Regions from separate parts of the Homo sapiens genome. Here region 2 is linked to region 1. The links are chromatin contacts, found by Hi-C or POLR2A ChIA-PET in ENCODE. All regions are on one chromosome and are shown on one strand. Each heading gives the region's core, a stretch centred on a gene start or an enhancer-like site at or near the end of the contact. The rest is flanking DNA. Distances are from core to core; before and after follow the strand shown. Region 1 overlaps RSU1 (Ras suppressor protein 1). Region 2 overlaps MRC1 (mannose receptor C-type 1).

Evidence for each region. Hi-C counts contacts between places; a loop is a spot of excess contacts on that map. ChIA-PET counts read pairs that join two places held with the same protein, here RNA polymerase II (POLR2A).
Region 2: a map of sciatic nerve shows a loop between it and region 1 (7-fold over the local background). The contact joins two enhancer-like sites. A Hi-C loop is called at or near these places in 1 of 168 maps with a recorded cell type or tissue (sciatic nerve). POLR2A ChIA-PET finds 5 or more read pairs at or near these places in 1 of 52 experiments (A673).

What each region holds. Positions count from the first base shown.
Region 1 is chr10:16,785,601-16,790,805 of GRCh38, forward strand. All of the region lies in intron 2 of RSU1 (Ras suppressor protein 1), which reads right to left. Among named protein-coding and RNA genes, the nearest start is that of RSU1, 29 kb to the right of the region's middle. RefSeq lists enhancers at 1,836-2,336, 2,156-2,305 and a silencer at 1,976-2,045. Within about 2 kb of position 1,996, at least 3 of the 41 ENCODE cell types and tissues checked have a DNase peak (open chromatin) inside an H3K27ac peak, as active enhancers do.
Region 2 is chr10:17,851,376-17,856,580 of GRCh38, forward strand. It overlaps MRC1 (mannose receptor C-type 1), which reads left to right. Exons shown (of 30, transcript NM_002438.4): 8 at 1,592-1,749; 9 at 4,867-4,977. Among named protein-coding and RNA genes, the nearest start is that of MIR511, 8.9 kb to the left of the region's middle. Within about 2 kb of position 3,121, at least 2 of the 41 ENCODE cell types and tissues checked have a DNase peak (open chromatin) inside an H3K27ac peak, as active enhancers do.

The sequences.
Region 1 (5,205 bases), core at 746-3,245:
CGTGATCCAGTCACCTCCCACCAGGCCCCACCTCCAACACTGGGGATTACAATTCCACATGACGTTTGGTGGGGACACGGATCCAAACCATATCAGCATCTTTGGCAGGGATATCGCAGAAACACTGTGCTCTTGTCATGGCACCCTACCTAGGACACACGACTTCCATTTATCCCATTGATAAGGATCTTCACTTTGATCGCGTAAGTCTGCCTGGCCTCTCCATTGTCAATGTCTTGTTTTCCCCTCTTGTAATTAGTAAATTTGGGAAAAGGAGGACGGGTACTTTGACACAATGTCAATATCCTGTTCCTCACCAAACTCTAAACTTATTGTGTCTTTTGGTCCCCGATCAAGGCAACTTCCCCACCCCCCACAATTGGGATATCTGACAATGTCTGGAGACATTTTGGATTGTAACAACTGTGGCCACTAGAAAATCTAAAATTTCGTTGGTGACTGGCATTCTCTGTCTGCTGGATGGCACTAGTGTAAAGCACTGGTGTAGTGGGTGGAAGCCAGGGATGCTGACACACATCCTACATCACGCAAGGCAGCCGAACCCATGACAAAGAATCGTCCACTCCAAAAGGTCAAGAGCATTGGTGCTGGGAGATCATGGTTTATTTAGTTATACTTGCATGGCTTTGCAGCTTGCTATTTTAGCTGACGGGTTATAATCTATCATTATTATTTACAGTGATGGTTAAATTGCCCCTGATTTGGCCAGTATGAGTCCATCCAAGCTGGCTTATTAGTCCTTTCGACACACGCCCTCATTCTTGCAGCACTTTCTTGCCTTCTGACACAAGATATTCAGGTTCATCTTGTATTTTTTCTGCCACAGTCCTGGAATCAGCCATTTATCCCATGATCTCTGGTTCCTTTTTGTGGGAAATAATATTTATAAGCCAAAATTCAGGCACTAGATGTGCTCATTACTTTGGGGTGGGGGGGAGTCAGGTACCCTCGGCCCCTCTCAGTGGTCAGAGCTAGGGAATAACACACTCCTAACACCTGTACTGATTTCACTGTCTACTTCTATTTTTAAACACCCTACGTTCACCCCAATCTACCCAATTCCAATACATCTCAGGGCTCATTCTAGTTTTCTCCCTTCCCGTATTTGTAATTCTCTCCTCTAACGACGAGAACTCCGCTTCGTTGGCCTTTAAACCGTTTACTTATTTAATAAATGCCCCTATATAGAGCTACATAAAATGGTTATCTTACAGTGAAACCGGGACAGCTCTGTGCTCATCTGCAAGGACACCTGGAAGTTTGGTACTGATTCTTAATCAAGATAAGGAGGAGTGGGCCAGCTTAAAGTTAAAAACGCCCCTGGTGGTCCCCAGAGCCAGCTTGCTTGAACATTCAGGGAGGTGCGGATCGGATCGATGCCTTACACCTGGACACAGGGCCTGGGTTGGCTTGGTGACTGGCCAAGCACAGAAGACAGTGCTTGATGTTTCTGCCCAGGCTCTCCTGACACCAAGATTCCTTGGACACGTGTTGATGGTTCATAATCTGGAGACAAAATGTGCCCTTTGGAGCCACAACAGTGAGTCTCTTGGGTCACTGATGCTGGCTTGTGCTTTCTTCCTACAGCTGAACCACCTCCTGTGCTTTTATTAAGTCTTCACGTGAGCAGGTGCTGTGGAATCTTGCGAGCCCTTTCAATTATCCAACACGTGTTCCACTATGTAGAGCAACCAATCTCCCCATCACCCCTTCCTCCTCACTCTGCCCTGATACTAAACTCCATGCCAGGCCACCTCCACCAGGACGCCCTCCTCACTCTGCCTGGGCCCCGACTTGCCCAACCCGCACGGCTGCTCCCTTCACCAAGGCGCCAATGCTCCCCCGCAGGCCACCCCTGAACGCCTCTGTTTTCCTGTCCCACTGATATGGTTAGGCTGCGTCCTCGCCCAAATCTCACCTTGAATTTTAATAATCCCCACATGTCAAGGGCGGGGCCAGATGGAGATAACTGAATCATGGGGAGTGGTTTCCCCATACTGTTCGTGTGACAGTAAATAAGTCTCACAGGATGTGATGGTTATATAAATGGGAGTTCCCCTGCACACGCTCTCTTACCTGCCCCCATGTAAGATGTCCCTTTGCTCTTCCTTCATCTCCTGCCATCACTGTGAGGCCTCTCCAGCCATGTGGAAATGTGAGTCCATTAAACCTCTCTCTTTATAAATTACACAGTCTTGGTATGTCTTTATTAGCAGTGTGAAAACAAACTAATACACCCAGTTAATGGCTTTAGGACTGAATTGTTACAGAATGGCACAGAAAGAGGCTAAGGGGAAGAAGAAAAGCATTTTTGTGGCTTTTAAACAGAATCCTGATAGTGGTTTCCCACATCATGGTTAAGATTTTATACGCTGCAGAAATCTCACACATTTTTATTTCTTTGAGTTCAGATTTTTCTGTCCACCAGACAAAGCATTGCTCTATCCCTGAGATGTATAGTCTGACATGAAAAAAATCTCCCCAGAAATCCCTGATAACAAACAAGATTATTAAATAGATTCATAGATGTATCAGTTAAGACTATGCTCAGCTTCATGTAAGAGCAAACCACACTCAACAGGAGTTACACAAAACAGGAGTTTCTCTCATAGGCAGTCCAGAGGCCCCTGGTTTCCCGTTACCAAGCCATCCCCTATGCATGGCTCCCACCTTGCTAGGGACTACACATTTGAACGTTTTCCCCAAAAAATTCATATACGGAAGCCCGAATCCCCAGTGTATGGTATTGGGAGGCGGGGCCTTTGGGAGGTGATTAGGTCATGAGGGTGGAGCCCTCATGAATGAGGTTAAGTGCCTTCATAAGAGGAGACATGTGAGACACGATCTCTTTCTCCACTGGGTGAGGATACAAGAAGGTGGCCTTCCACAAATCAGTAAGACAGCCCTCACCGGACACAATGCATCCGTCAGTACCTTGATCTTGCATTTTCCAGGCTTCAAAACCACGAATAAAAAACTTCTGTTGTTTAAGTAACCCAGTCTATAGTATTTTTGTTATAACGGCCAGAGCTGACTAAAACACACCTCAAGATCCAAGACGACAGCCTGAGCTCAGCCATCACATCTACATTCCTCTCAGGAAAAAGGAAAGGATAAAGAAGGCTTCCTCCTTCAGGACACTTCCAAGAAGTTGTACAAGGTATTTCCACTTACAAGCAATTAATCAAAATTCAGTAACACAGTGATGCCTAGCTACAAGGCTGGCTTCTGGGTGACCACGTGCCAGCTAAAAATTAGGGGTTTTATTACCAAGAAAGATGGGTGAGCTGCAACTGGCAGACAATTAGCAGTGTCTCACACCTGCAGACCATCCATCTGAGAGTCACTGAAGTCAAAAGAAAACTGAAGGTACTCCCATCTTCCCTTAATTTCTCCGAAAATAGCACAAGCAACTAATTAGCAAGGAAAAAAAAATGTTGCTCTTCTCAAAAAAGTGCAAAGTTCACAAGCTCAGGTTCACGAGGACAGATTTAATGAGGGAAAACTGGTTCTTTTCAGTCATTTCATTGTGTCCTTTCAACAAACACTTAGCAGGAGAGAAACTAAAAAAGTTTAAAAGTTGTGTTTTCTTTTCTTTTTCTTTAATGGAGAAGAGAAATTCAGTCGTTGCTTCAGCCGATCACACCACTAGAATGTATTTTTCTTTCTCACTCTTGCCACAGGACCACATGGTAAAGTAGGTAAGAGGAAGAAAAACAAGAGCAGAAAAGAAAAAGTTAATAAAAGATCTTTGAGAAAAATATTTAGGGCAACAAAGGACTCCAGGTCGGGTCTGCAGGGAAGGCAGTGAAGCTGAAAGAATCAACAGACCCCCACAAAGCCCGGTCAGGCAAAGACCAAGTGGAGACAGACATATTTATACAACCAGTCACTCCTTTCCACTCGGGAATGGTGAGTTCACTGTGAGTCTTGTATGGAAACTGAGCTGTTAGAAAAGAAGGGAGAAAAGGTCTACCGAAATAGAATGGGTTATTTAAAAGTACAAAAGCTGCCCCCGTTGAACGTGTCGGGAAAATGGGAGCAGGCTGTACCACTGACCCGCTACTGGTGCCTTGCTGACCGTAATCACACCTGGTAGATTTTCTGCTGTGTTGATAACATCTTCTAATGCTCCTGCTAACCAGACACCATTCAGAATGAGCTCCCCCAAAGCAGTGAGAACAAACTGTTATTAAAATTCCTAAAGCAATATTCAACTATGCTTTGCCCGGGCATTTTCAGAGTAGAATACATTTCAAAATTCAACTCAGTAACTAAGAAAACGTGTTGACGTGCACAGTTAAATACTACAGTGCCTTGGTTATCATTCTACTCTAGCCTCTTTAGGAATGTTATTTAGGTGAACGTTGGATCTGGCCAAAATGAACAGAGGGAAGCAAAATCAATGGGAGGGAAGCATTTGTGGGGTGTGGGGGCAGGGTGAGGTTGCTGGCACTGTCCCTGTGATTTATGATTTTTTTATTCTTGAGCCAGGAAGGGAATCAGCAGGAAAATGCTCAAAAGGAACTAGTTGGTTCAATAATTTCAAAAGAAAGACAATCAAGGACTCACGCAGGCACTTATTGACTGGATATTTACTGATCACACTCAGAGCGCCGGCCGTCTCTACCTTGGAGATTCTCTTAGAGGCAGCATCGACCACACATCCTGATTAGCCTGGAATGGTCTTGGATTATACCAGCTGTCCCTCTAAAAAATGTCCTGGTTTGGAGGATAAGCTACACGACCACACAACTTACGGAACAGAGAATATGGACCAACCACCTAACACGCTAGGTATAAGAATCATGGACACTGAGAGGTGGATTTAGAAAGACAATGGCAGTTCAGAAAGAGATGTTACTTATCGTAGGATGACAAACTGAGAAATGCTTTAGGGTAGAGAGTACACCATGCACCCAGGGGACCTACACAACTCACGGGTGATGGAGTCAATCCCAGGCTTATCTGAGCACAGAGATGAAAAACAGGGAAGGCATATGATAGGGTCTGGCTCTGTGTCCCCTCCTAAATTTCATGTTGAATTGTAATCGTTTGTGTTGAGGGAGGGACCTGGTGGGAAGTGACTGGATCATGGGGGTGGATTCCCCCTTGCTTTTCTCATGATGGTGAGTGAGTTCTCACCAGATCTGGTTGTTTGAAAGTGTGTTAGCACCTCCCTAT
Region 2 (5,205 bases), core at 1,871-4,370, 1.1 Mb after region 1:
AGAAATTTTTTTTTACATAATTGAGATGATACCTTTTGTATTAATCATGGAAGTATATTTCAAGTGGACACATTAAGACCTATACACGTAAGTTATGATTATACCAATGAATACAACTTCCCCAACTAATTGATAAAAATCAGCATGACAACTTTACACTCACATCTTATATATTTTTCTAGGATCAAGATTGTGCTTAGGAATTGAAGAAGCTATGGGGGAGAACAATTTAGTGAGAAATATGTATATAGGAAACTCTTAACTGTGGGACTTAGGAGGTTAGTTTTTCTTTGATCTTCAATTTAAATCTTTGAGGGGTACATGAGGTCACTTTGAAGCCTGCATTTGTTGCTGAAAAGATCACGATCTGCAAATCAAGTGAAAGGAGAAGAGGATCATCCTGGCAGTGTCATTCATTCTCCACGGCACTGGAAACATCTGCCAGTGCTGGCGCCAGGCCAGCTAGAGACTTCTCCAAAAGCAAAGTTGAATGACAACTTTCAGGAGGAAGAGACTAAACCGCTTAGGGAGAATCTTATACATTGTGATGTTTTCCTCATTTTCTACCACAACATCATCTTTACAATACTTTGGCAACTAATTTTATTATACCACTAAATGATCATACATCAAGCATTCATGATGGGACTCCCAGTCGTGTGAATTAGATAGATATTGATTTGTGTATTCTTTAACTTTTTTTAATTTAGACAAGTTTATTTTTTAGCCATGACATCTTAAACCTTCATTGACTTTAACTTTATCCCATTTTTGTTGTGATATTTAGGAATTTTTAGCATGGCACCTACTTATAAAATCAATAATGTTCTCCATAGAATTTCAAAACAAAATGATCATGTTTTAAATCTATATTGGTTGTTTTCGTTTTACCCTCATTTGTTATTTAAGTTTTGCTGGAATTTCCTGGCATTTCATGATGAAAATGATTACAGATTCATTTGTATATACAGCATAATAGATAGGTACCAAATGTCAGGTGCAAGTCTCACCTCTTGGTTTATAATTCTTTCACTATATAGATAATTTTCACTCCCAGTACAGTGATTGATCTTTAACGGAAGTATCTAGAATGTTCTTGATAACAAGAGTCAGTAAAATAGAAGCAGTTTAAAATTTTTGTTATTTGAAAACATTCATCAATTTAATCATAGTCAAACAGATGTATATAAATAGGCTACCATCAATAACATGAGTGCAGTTGGCATGGTAAATTATTTGCAACAATAAAAGCAGCTTCATAAGATAGAGCATAGTAATAGACCTACCTCAATTTTGTTTTTGTAACTGCCAGGAGATACAATCTACAATATTTCCACTAAAGAATACAGTCATATTCACAATGTAAAGGGTACACTACACAGCCTAAAACTAACAAGGTAAAATGTAGTTGGCATCTAAGTCGACAGCATGTAGGTCAGATGAGCACTCATGAGGACTATCTTTCATGATGGTGATCATATCAAGGGAGGTAGAGCCCTGTTGATAAAGCAGAGTGCCTTCCGTTCCTTTTACCCCCCGACCTTTGGAAAGCAACCCTTGTATATACCACTGTGTGTTTCTTCCTGTTTAGAGCCAAATGACGAATTGTGGATCGGCTTAAATGACATTAAGATTCAAATGTACTTTGAGTGGAGTGATGGGACCCCTGTAACGTTTACCAAATGGCTTCGTGGAGAACCAAGCCATGAAAACAACAGACAGGAGGATTGTGTGGTGATGAAAGGCAAGGTAAGGCCACTTGAATGACTGATATTTATAATGAAAGTCACGGGGGATTTTTCCTTCTGTCCCAGTCAGTTACATATGTTTGTTTAGATTGTTTTTATTCTACATAAATTGGCATGGATCAAAGGTGAACCAAAATTCAGATTTGATTTCTTGAATCCCTCTCAACTGTCTAGCAAAGTCAAATTTTCAAGAGGATCACTGAAGCAATGGACAGAAACTTTTGGGTCAAGGATGAAATTCGCCTGTAATGAATACTCATATTGTTTCTATGGCACTATATATGTACATGGCCATATATATAGTGCCATATTATAATGGTGTATATATATATCCACCAAAGCTCTCATCTGACCAATTAAGCCATATATATGATTATGCATGTATATATAAAAAGTTATTATAAGCCATATATATGATTACAAGAGATGTAAAAAGAGATATATATGTATGTGTGTGTGTGTGTGTGTGTGTGTGTGTATATATATATATATGTAAAAAGAGATTGTAGCCCCGTATATATGTGAGAGATATATATACACCAAGTAGATGCAGATCTACTTACAGCTACGGTGGATTAGGTCTGGAAGCTGTACTTGGGGAGCTACATTCATTTTTTTCAGTTTACATGGAGCTGTCATATGAAATGATTGCTTTTATGATTGAAATATGACCTCAGTGATTGAAAAATGTTATCAAATTTATCTTTTATTAATAGATGGTAAACACAGTGATTAAGAGGCTGAGTTTTGCTGTGTGACTGACTCCTTTATTTGCAAAATGGGAATAAGAGCTGTACTTAGCTCACCTGTGGATATGAGGTTTTTTTTTTTGTTGTTGTTGTTGTTTGTTTGTTTGTTTTTTAAGACAGAGTCTTGCTCTGTCACCCAGGCTGCAGTGCAGTGGTGCAATCTCAGCTCATTGCAGTCTTGACCTCCTGGGTTCAGGCCTCCCAAATAGCTGTGACTAAAGGTGCGTGCCACCACGCCTGGCTAATTTTTTGTATTTTTGGTACAGATGGAGTTTTGCCATGTTGCCCAAGCTAGTCTTGAACTCCTAAGCTCAAGCGATCTGCCTGCCTCAGCCTCCCAAAGTGTTGAGGTTACAGGCGTGAGCCACTGTGCCAGGCCCAGGATATGAGTATTAAATAATGCATGTGTGGTACACAGTTCCCAGCCCATATTTATTGTTCAATAATTTTTGTCATTGTGGTTGTTTATTTTTGTCACTGTGGCTGTTATTTTTGTCATTGTGGTTGTTTTTATTGTGATGGATTGAAAGTTTAAGAACATATTAGGTGTTAACTATCCAAAGAGTAGACAGAAGAAACCAGAAAGCAGCATGCTTGGAGGAGGTGAAAGGTCAGTGTGGTTGAAATCATGAAGTCAGAGCCGGAAGGGTGGGTAGGAACTGAGGTTCAAGAAACATGAGTTGTCTCGGAGGGGTAAAACCAAAGTGGCAATTTATAAATGTTACTCTGGCTAAAGGCTTACGTGTCAGATTGCACTGGGCTGAGACCAACTAGGATATGAGGAGTTAAAGACAGACAATACAGAAAACATTTTATTTATTTATTTATTTATTGAGACAGAGTTTTGCTCTTGCTGCCCAGGCTGGAGTGCAATGGCACAATCTTGGCTCAATGCAACCTCTGCCTCGAGAGTTCAAGCGATTCTCCTGCCTCAGCCTCCCGAGTAGCTGAGATTACAAGCGTGCACCACCACATCCAGCTAACTTTTTTGTATTATTAGTAGAGACAGGGTTTCACCATGTTGGCCCGGCTAGTCTTGAACTCCTGACCTCAGGTGATCCACCCGCCTTGGCCTCCCAAAGTGCTGGGATTATAGGCGTGAGCCGCCGCGCTTGGCCCAGAAAACATTTTTTTCAAGATGTTTAGCAGCGAAGGGAAGGAAAGGAGAGGTCCTTTTAACATGAAATCTCAAAGGAAAAGAGAGGGGATAGAATCTGAAATAAAGTGGAAGGTTGAGCCTCAGATCCAGGGGAGCACTCATCAGTAGAAATAGGAAGAAGGCAGAAAAGATGACTGTGGTTTCATGATGCTTTCAAGTTGGTGTGTTGGGTGCAGGAGATTTTTCTGGATGGCGTATATGAACTTGATTAATTTGAAGACAGAGCTGACTGCAGGGATTGATGAAGACGCTGCATGCGGCCGGGCCCAGTGGCTCACGCCTGTGATCCCAGCACTTTGGGAGGCCGAGGCAGGCGGATCATGAGGTCGGGAGATCGAGACCATCCTGGCTAACACGGTGAAACCCCGTCTCTACTAAAAATATAAAAAATTAGCAGGGCGTGGTGGCAGGCGCCTGTAGTCCCAGCTACTCAGGAGGCTGAGGCAGGAAAATGGTGTGAACCTGGGAGGTGGAGCTTGCAGTGAGCCAAGATCAGAGCCACTGCACTCCAGCCTGGGCAACAGAGCGAGACTCCGTCTCAAAAAAAAAAAAAAAAAAAAAAAAAAGAGGCTGCATGCAAACCTCTTGCGAGCACCGTCATCCAAGGACTTACAGACATTTTTAATTTCTCCCTGGATTCCTCTAAACAATGGCTTGGACATCTCAGATATAAAATCATATTGCGGCTCCAATCACTTTTTACATGTTTGTAGCTAGAGTCAAAATTACTGTTTACATATGAACATGTCAATTACCTTTCCTTTCAGTAGATGCCGTTTTCTCTCAATAACCTTGGATCTTAATTTTCCTCCTCTGAGGCACAGTTACAAGAAAATAACATCAAAGTCCAAAATTGGCCGGGCGCAGTGGCTCATGCCTGTAATCCCAGCACTTTGGGAGGCCAAGGTGGGTGGATCGCCTGAGGTCAGGAGTTCAAGACCAGCCTGGCCAACATGGTGAAACCCCATCTCTACTAAAAATACAAAAAATTAGCAGAGCTTGGTGGTGGGTTCCTGTAATCCTAGCTACTAGGGGGGCTGAGGCAGGAGAATCACTTGAACCTGGGAGGCAGAGGTTGCCATGAGCCAAGATCGCGCCACTGCACTCCAGCCTGGGGGACAGAGTGAGACACTGTCTCAAAAAAAAAAAAAAAAAAAAGGTCCCCAAACTGATAATCCTTTATTTTTTTCTCTCTCTCTGCTCCCTGCAGGATGGGTACTGGGCAGATCGGGGCTGTGAGTGGCCTCTTGGCTACATCTGCAAGATGAAATCACGAAGCCAAGGTCCAGAAATAGTGGAAGTCGAAAAAGGCTGCAGGAAAGTGAGTGCACCATGCCCACAGTGACTTAAGCTGAGCACGTATGAGTTGATACCGTTGGCTTTATTTTTATGTGTGAAAGTGCCTTGTTATTGCAGTAGCCAAGGGTTTCTGCTGTCTCAGTCTTCAATAGTTTATTGTTAGTGTTGATCTCACTGTTCTCCTTAAAGTTTTCTTGGGGAATTCTCTATAGTTAATACAGAGGTACACAAGGCCGGTAGCTCCTTTCAG